Regions from separate parts of the Mus musculus genome. Here region 1 is linked to region 2. Evidence: chromatin loops called from intact Hi-C (ENCODE). Cell type or tissue: heart. All regions are shown on one strand. Links, peaks and the distances in the headings refer to the core of each region. The heading gives the core; the rest is flanking DNA. Region 1 holds the start of Chchd5 (coiled-coil-helix-coiled-coil-helix domain containing 5). Region 2 holds the start of Zc3h6 (zinc finger CCCH type containing 6).

The links. Peaks named below come from ENCODE experiments on the same cell type or tissue, not always from the same donor. Only the 100,000 strongest peaks of a DNase experiment are listed, where the experiment ranks them.
Region 1: a loop joins it to region 2, with 2.0 times the contacts of the local background. A loop is called at or near these places in 1 of 42 quality-filtered maps.

What each region holds. Positions count from the first base shown.
Region 1 is chr2:129,126,985-129,131,372 of GRCm38, forward strand. Chchd5 (coiled-coil-helix-coiled-coil-helix domain containing 5) reads left to right here and starts at 2,716. Exons shown (of 4, transcript NM_025395.3): 1 at 2,716-2,873; 2 at 3,194-3,334; 3 at 3,417-3,582. The coding sequence starts at 2,872. It also overlaps a transcript of Polr1b not described here. In heart, for the core only: no CTCF peak of the experiment used is centred there; DNase peaks (open chromatin) are centred at 2,727 and 3,357; H3K4me3 peaks cover 2,252 bases; H3K27ac peaks cover 1,939 bases.
Region 2 is chr2:128,964,577-128,968,964 of GRCm38, forward strand. Zc3h6 (zinc finger CCCH type containing 6) reads left to right here and starts at 2,826. Exons shown (of 12, transcript NM_178404.3): 1 at 2,826-3,260. The coding sequence starts at 3,229. In heart, for the core only: no CTCF peak of the experiment used is centred there; DNase peaks (open chromatin) are centred at 2,705 and 3,295; H3K4me3 peaks cover 2,614 bases; H3K27ac peaks cover 3,416 bases.

The sequences.
Region 1 (4,388 bases), core at 261-4,260, 160 kb after region 2:
GCAAGAACTCCAGGTTTGCCAGGAGTGTCTTAGTACCAAGGTCTGTGCAGCTGAAAACAGTGCAGACTTTGGAGGAAGACAACATTTCTTCAAGGTTCAAACGTCTCAAAACAATTTCTTAACCTCTGCTTATTAACCTAGACATAGCTTTGCTGAAACAGTTCACTCAAACCAGACACAAAGGTTTCCTATAAATTTCACTACACAGATTCATCATCTCCAAAGTTTCCTTGTGCACCTTTGAGTGGTGTGTGTGTGTGCGTGCGTGTGCGTGCGTGCGTGCGTGCGTGCGTGCGTGCGCGCGCATGTGGTGGGATCATGCAGCACCCGTCCTGTGTGATGGGCATCTTTCATGTAGCATGACCTCGTCTACGCTCAGCCGTGTTTTTGAACATGGTGGGACTTCCTCCTCCTTTAAGGCTGAATGTATCTGATTATTGAGTAACTATGTTCCTTTGCCTTTTTGCTAACCTCTGTATGCGTTTCTCCGTGCTTGTTAGGGTTCTGTGTGTGCTTGTGTATAACATCTTACACAGCCGTACTGCTCCCTGTGAATGGGTGTTTGAATTTTTTTCATAAGGAGAACACCTTGAATTGGTTGATCCTTCCCCTGTGTTAACAGCTCAACTTTAGACCCGCACAACCTATTCTCTGTCTCTTCACAATATCGTAGCTGGGGATAGTGTGCAGATCTAGTGTCCAAGTATTTGTGTTCTAAGGGTCTTGTTGCCCGTGAACTAGTCACCTCCCTGCTCCAGCCTCCCGAGTGTGAGAATTAGCATCATATCCCACAATACCTCGCTAAATTTTTTAAAATTAACTTTTGATCTTAAATTGTAGATTCTTGACTAAAAAAATCTATGTGACATTAAGACAACCTGGGCGCTTACTCAGACTTGGCAGTTTTATGTGCTCTTATGTATAGTTAGTTGCATGGACTGTTATCCTCTGGGTAGATTGCTGTTACACACAGGACATTATTACAAGCTTGTCCTGTTGTGTCTTCTCTCATTATCTCTAACCCTTCAACATATTCTCAATAATTTCAAGAAATACATGTAAATAGAATCATGGCATATTCTGAAATGGACTTTTTCTTTTTTACTTAACAGTTTACTTTAAATTTGTGGAAGTTGTATGTGTGAGTTCATGCCTTTGCATTGCTGTATAGTACTCCACAGTATGGGTGACCTACTTTTGCCATCCACTTTGAAGGACATTTTGATTCCAGTTTGGGGCACTAAGAGAGAAAGCTTCTCTGGAAGGCCACATGCATGCTTGTGTGTAGATATAAACTTCTTGTATCTGGGACAAACGTTCAAGAAGCAATTATTGCGTCATAAGATAGTTACCTGATTTCATAAGAAATAGGGGAGGGAGTGAAGGAATGGCTGACTAAAGTGCTTGCTATGCAAGCAGGAAGACCTGAGTTGTGGATCTCCAACACCTGCATAAAAACCTGCAGAAAAGGCATGGTAGGGCAGACTTGGAATCCCAGTGTTGGGATGAGGAGACAGCTCCTGGATGTTCACTGGTGGGTTTTAAGGTTCAGTGACACCCTGTCTCCAAAAAGCTTCAGGTGTCAAGCAATAGAGGAAGCCACCTGCCGCCAGCCTCTGCCTGCACACATGTACATCACACACATGTCCCTAGTTTCCTTTTCCTGCTCCCTCTTAGCGGCTACTGACATTTACAGCGTGCCTGTCCTGGTGTTTTCTCTCAGACCAATAACATTGCCCTTGATTGTCCTAAATGAGTACCTTTTAAAGTTCTTTCATTAATGAGCTCCCCAGAAGGGAACCCCAGTAACAGAAGCACTCTTGAGACCTGCATTTCTCAGATCCGCTTCACTTCAAACCTTAGGGTTATCTAGTTCTCTCCATTCCATTCTTAATGACTCTTTTGACAGCAACCAGACAAAAGGAAACTAGAAGTGTGGAGTGTCAAGTTTCCCAAAAATGAAAGTGTCACTGTATATTATGAAGGCCAAAGCAGTCGTTCTCATTTTACAACTGCGTGCTAAGGTAATCACCTTACCGCTCATTTTCTCTAGCTTAGGCCTCTCCATATGAGGAATATTTAGCCTTACAGGGAAATGAACTTCCAGGTCTAGCCCTATAATCTGAAGGCAAATGTGGAGAGGGTGCAAACACCACCTAAGGAAATTACAAAGAAAATAATTTGTGCACGATTGCAAGGAGCAAGCAATAAAACCCACTCTCATCCTGCCTTTACCACCTATGGCAGGAAAAGGACATGTCTGAGTGAATAATCGGATGGGAAGCCCAATGTGGCGTTTAAGATCATTCCTTTCCGTCAAGTTGGAACTAAAGTCAGGAGGAGAATACGCAGTGGCGGAAAGCCACTGGTAGCTCAGCCTGAGAGGGCAATCCCCGTGTTCCTAAACTAGCAGCGGCGGGCACAGCTGCCGCCTCAGCCGCAGCGTGTGCCGAGCCATAGTCACGCGGGCCGGTGGCCTCAACTCCAGCCGGGAAAGTGGCAGCGCGAGCGGCTGTAGATCTGACCTACAGGGAACCAGCTCTGGTGCTCTGTGCCTGGCTGCTCGATCACGGCCGAAGTCCTGCTTCCGGTGATCACTAAACGCGACCACCACAAGCCGGAAGTAAATAAACTAAAATAGCTGACGGACCGGAAGTAGTTACAGGGGCCTCCTCCCGGATAGGCAGTGAGGCGGAAAGCAAAGCAGGACACAGCCATGAAGGTTGGACCAATGTGGGATGAGTGGCAGGGACGCTCGACGACCGGAAGAGTGAGGCCAGGAGGTCTGGGTTGGGCGCCGCCATAACAACCTGATACCGGAAAAGGCGGGTCTCTTCTCCCTGACTGATCGGCGCTTGAATTCGCCTGGAGATGTGAGTTACAACTCCCTATAACTCTAGATCATGCTTGTCAGACTGCACGGTCCCCAACGGGAAATGACTGAATTCAAGACTCCAGGCCTGCTTCACAATAGCCAGACTTTTTGTCTTAGGACTTCCACGATCTCCCGGGAAATCCCACCTTGTTCCACAACGCGCAGGGATCGGCGCTTATTTCTGCCCCTCGTTGGTTGTCCCTATCACAGGATCTTTACACCCCCCACCCCCAATCCAGACTAGTCCAATCACAGATCAAAATCAGAACTCTTTCTTGCCTTCTCTTGAGATTATCTTCAGTTTACCCTGTCCCACAGGCAGGCAGCCCTGGAAGTCACTGCTCGATACTGCAGCCGAGAGCTGGATCAGTATGGCCAATGTGTGGCAGCCAAGCCAGAGTCGTGGCATCGAGATTGTCACCACCTTAAGATGAGCATTGCTCGCTGCACGTCCTCCCAGTGAGTGTACAACTGGGGGCTAGAGGGTGCCAGGCAGTAGGGTTTGAATGCTTCAGGGTCTAAAATGCCCTACCCCCCACAGCCCGATCATCCGCCAGATCCGCCAGGCCTGTGCTGAGCCCTTTGAAGCCTTTGAGAAGTGTCTTCGCTTGAATGAGGCAGCAGTGGGCAACTGTGCTGAACACATGCGCCGCTTCCTGCAGTGTGCAGAGCAGGTGCAGCCACCAAGTTCACCCACAACTGGAGAGGTAAAGGAGGCTAACTTGATCGTAGCTTTTTCCTTTCACAACTCCCTTCATTTTCTAGTTTAAATACCTTCCAGAACCAGTCCCAGCCCCATTCCCATACATGGCCTTGGCTATGCATCCAAGAATCTAAAAACCATGGTTCTCTGTCCCCGAGTGGACATGCCTCTGCTTGTCACCACCTTTCACACTCCCCTCTGCCAGGGCACCTGCCCCAGCCTTTCCCCGGCTTGCCAGACCCTCTGTGTTCCATATAATGACCTGGATTCTAGTAATGATAATCCCTTGCTTAAAACTCTCTGGTGGCCACCAATTCACACTGGAACAAAGTCCCTGATTCTTACTGGATCCTGTGTTCTTCCTTTCCTCAGCCACTGTGTCCCCTTCACTACTTTCCAGCTGTGCTGGTAGGGGTGAGGGGGTGAGGTGGAGGGGTGCACAGAAAAGGATCTTGCTAATGTATACAATACATAAATACATATACAATATGTCTGAAATACTAAACTGTTATTGATGTAGCCATTAGGAAAAAGTCTTTAAAATGTTCTGGATTTGGCAGAAATGGAGGAAAGCGTGAGAAACCCTCCCTCCCTTGCTGCTCTTGCTGGATCTCTCCAAGGGAAAGTTCACACCTTCGACCGCCCTCATCTGAGCACCTCTGGGCTCTCTGTCCCTGCAGCTCTGCCTTTTCTTTCTCGCCTTCTTTTGGGCTAGTGTGTTGGCTCATCTTGTCCTTTCCAGTCCTTATGTGATGGTCTCAGAATGGACTCAGAGGACATCTTAGCATGTTGGCTTCTGCATAGAAAGCT
Region 2 (4,388 bases), core at 273-4,272:
AACCTCATCTAATTCCAGCTTTTTGGGCAGATAACAGGTTATGCACCCTTCCCTTTTAAGGGACAACCCTGTGTGTTTAACATTCCTGCTTTCCCTAGTGCTTATCTGAGAGCTCAAAGACCTCTGTGGTTCCCACACACTAGTACTGGAAATCTCAGTGAGTGTAGAATGAGAACCTAGAATCCAAGGATTAGACTGGGAAAACAAACAAACACCCCAAACCCTTGTGTTGGGAGTTTAGCTCTTGTTAGAGCATGGGTTGAATATGTGTAGGATTCTGGAAATGTTTCCTATTCCAAACTATAAGTTAAAACAGTGTATTATTATAGCTTGTTACACAGCAATGAAAGCAGAAGTATCCGATTGTGAGGAGTCTATCAAAGGTGTAAGGTATCTATAGGGAAAGTCATAAAGTTCTATTACGATATCAGTTCCGGGGCTGCTGAGAACCCGAGTGCTGCCTGCCACCAAGCTCTGAATGTCTTGAGGTCAATCACCCAGAAGGGTGGCTGCCTCTGCCTGGGTGAGAAAATGGCGGGAGGAGAGAATGGCCTCCTGCAAGCTGTCCTTGTACTTCCACACAGCTGCCCCAACATACACAGAACGAGTGGCTATTATATACTCAGAATATTAAATATAAAAGAGTGCAACTCTCAGTTTTAAGTACAGGGATGGCTTTAAAAAATATCAATGAGCTCTGGTCACAGAATTTAGTAATCTCAGAGGTGAATTAAATTCTAAAGTCTACAAGCGATTTCTTTTAAAGAGGAAAGGGCTGAGCAGATTCCAGGTTATCTTCTATTTTGAGGTCAACAGAGGGTAACAAATGGCGAGGAAATACTCTTTGCGGATGATGGAAATGTTGTAGGTCTGAAAGGAAAGGTATCCTCGCAGTTGGGAGGCACAAAGTCACACAGTACAACAAACCTCACACAAGGGATTTATTGGGAGAGAAAACCGCAGGACTGCTGCCTCTGCTCAGGTGAGAAAACAGCCCCTGACTGAGCTGAAGGCAGGCCTTCCATAGGATTTCTTAGGGGGCGGAGCTGTCCAGTTTTCCAGGCTGAGGACTGTTGGGATTTCAAGTCCAGAGTTTGGTATTTTCAGGGATTGGTGAATTTTTCTGCTCAGGGATTTGTTGGTTTTCATGCTCAGGAACTGGTTTCTGTGACAAGCCAGGGACTAATGAGACTTCCTTTTCAGGGGGTGGCGGGATTTTTTTTTTTTTTCTTGTAGGGCACTTTCTTGGCCACTTTCATAGCTCAGGTTGCGAATGAATGACTGCAGTAGCCCTTAGAAGATGACCTTTAGGGCTGTTAGGGAAGTCTGGGTGCGGGGCCTGACTGCTTTGTGTTCAGCCAGCTGAGAGCTGTGGCTTTCCTGCCTTGAGGGTTTATAAAGTATATAAAGTTTACAAATAGAGTACACCACAGGGAATCCTTTCCTTGTGGCTTGAGTTGGCCTAGATAGCCAACAATTGGACCTTCCAAGTGTGTCAGTATGTTAATTTTGTCTGGAGGCAACATTTCAAAAGTTGTTTTTCTGAGTAAGCTAATGCCCAGAATTTATTTTGGTGTGCGTTTAAACTTCCAAACGAATTTGAAAACAGCAATACTCAAATGTGTACCAGTTCAAAGATTTTCTTTTTATTAAAAAAAAAAATCAAATTCAAATCCTAAATCATTATTTTAATGTCTAAGCAGAAAATGCAGTTGTGAAGAGCAGCTGTTACACCTCAAAAGCCTTTCACTGTTCCTAGTAAAACGATTAAATGAAGAGGCTTTACATTTTAGTTCCAAAAACTAATAATATTGCTTCTCTAGTTAAAACAGATGTGCCTTTTGAAAGTTTCCTATAATGGGCCGTGAAGATCTGTCAGGGTTCAAGTCTTGTCAATAGCTGCATTCAACTAAATAACTTTTTTTCTCTTTTCACATTTATCTAATCGCAATTGCTCTTTGAATGCACGTTATTTACACATCAAAGACAAAAGACGTCGTGTATTTAGAAATATTGGACATTTAAGCTTATCATTTTAATAAAAAAAATTAACTTTCCTTCAGAACTAAGTATACATTACTCATCATTTCAAGACTATTTCTGAAGGATATGGAAATACGTCTGAAGGCCATGGACATACGAAGAAATGAAGTCTTGTTCTTATGAAATACTCGAATGAATTCCACATCTAAACCGCTAACAGACACAAGATCATGTTTTAATTACCTCAATAGCTATTTTTAATCGTCAAGTAAGGACTGGGTGAATTTAGTATCAGAAAAAGTTGCATGGCAGGCAGTCTTCCTTACACTACGGAGACATAACAGCTACAAGTTTAAGGGCTTAAGGATGATTCCGAGTTCTTTCGGCAACAAAGAAAGCTTTTCTTTCTTTCTTTCTTTTTAACAAAGAAAACCGCCAGTCCTGGGTTCCTTTCTTTGTCGCGCAGTTAACGGTGGCGGGGTGGAGGGGGACAGTGTGATGAGTCCGGAACTCCAAAGCCTTAGACGACGAGTCTCGCAGGAACATCGAGAAATGGGCACAGAGGACCTGGTGGACACAGCAGGCCTGGCGGGGTGACCTGCCCCGCCCGATATAACTCCACGCGCCACCGAACCGCATCCCTGGCCTCACACCCATCAGATTGCTGCCTCCGCTGCCGCAGCGAGCGTATTAAAGGCCCGCCCCTGGAAGTGATTGACGGGCAGTTTCCTCCAATGGCTAGTGCGCTCGGCACCGGCGGGCTGGGAGAGGGCCGCGGCTCGCGGAGGAATTCCACTTGCCCTTTAGTCCCGGGCAAGGTGTTGCGGCCGGCGCCATTTTCTGAGCCGCCTGTTTCGGGTGCCGCCATGTTGGTGAGGAGAAATCACCGTTACGGCCACTGTCCAAATCCCCGCGTCGCTGCACGCCGCCCGCCGGCTCCCACGCCTCAGCCTCCGGCGGCGAATACAGACTAGAGCGGCAGCGCCGGCAGCGCGGGGCCGTTGCCCAGTCTTTGCAGTTAGAGCCCCATCTCTCTGGCGTTGGTTGTTAATAGACTGGAAAGTCTGTGTCTGTGTCGCTCACTAGTAACCGTGAGTTTTTACCACTTCGTCACCTGTCGGCGGCGGCCGGGGACAGGGTTGCCCGCAGGCGGCGCAGGGGTCCTCCCCGCGCCCCGCTGCCGCCGCCACCGCCGCCGCCGGCCTCCAGACCTGCCCTCCAGCCCCGCCCCGTTCTTGACCAAACATGACAGACTCTGAACATGCAGGGCACGACAGGTCGGGAACCCTTCTTGTCTGTCTTTCTGTCGGATGAGAGGAGGGGTCGGGGCGGCGGGAGCGGGCCGGGGCCGGGCGCCTCCTGCATGACTTAGACGTCTCTGTGTGGCTCCATCGGTTCCGTGACGCGCACCTTCGTCCACCGCCGCTGCCTGCCGGCCGCCGCGGGGGAGGCCGAAGCGGCCGCGCCCGCCTCCCGGAGCCGGGGTCGCCGTCGCTCTCGCCGCCCCGCCCCCGCCGGGCACGTGCGAGCCCCCCGCCCCTGGCCCGGCTCAGTCGTCGGCGCCACGCGGGCGGCGGCGCGGCTGCGGCCGCTGCCCGCCAGGCCAGTGACCGGCGTTGGCAGCCCCGTTGGAACCGGCCCCAAAAGCTCAGTAGTAGGCCTAGTGGATGTTTGCCTCCGACCCGAGTCTACCTCTGAAAATAAACATGTTTAGTTTTTTTTTTTTTTTTTTTTTTTTTTTTTTTGGAGGGGGTTGGGGAGTCTCTTTCCCTCCCATCCCCCACTCCCAGGCCATGTGTCTGCCGCAGTCCTATAACCTCCAGGAAAGTGAAATGGCAGTTTTTCATATTAAATACGTTAACACAAGTAGACTGCAGAGTTTTAGCTTTACCTGATTTCCTAGGTGCTAAATAAATATTTGACTATTTAGCTGAGATTCTCATTTTCCAGTTTTAGTTTTGTTGTGCTCTGAGAGGCACATTCTTAGCACCATTCAAAGGTTTGGTGGCATTTACAGAATATACTCTTGACATTGATAAACAAATTTTTAAAGGTGTCAGAGGAGGACTTTTATTAAAACTCCTGGTGCCAAATCTCATTCAGCTGATTCCTACTTAGAATATTGACTTGAAAGTGGACATCCTCACATTGCTTTGTGAATAGTCTCAGATACATTGTGTTCTAGTGTGGCCCATAAGACTTAAGAATTCCTGATAAATATCATATGCTTTTGATAAAGCATTACACTCACCTTCCTTCCCTAAATACAAAGGAAGCAAAACAAAACAACAACAACAAAAACCAACAAAAATCATTGAAATTTTAAATGCCAAAATATATGGCAACCTTGAAAGGGATTTAAAAAAATCCTAAGAACTTCACTAATGTAATGATAATTCTCTAGA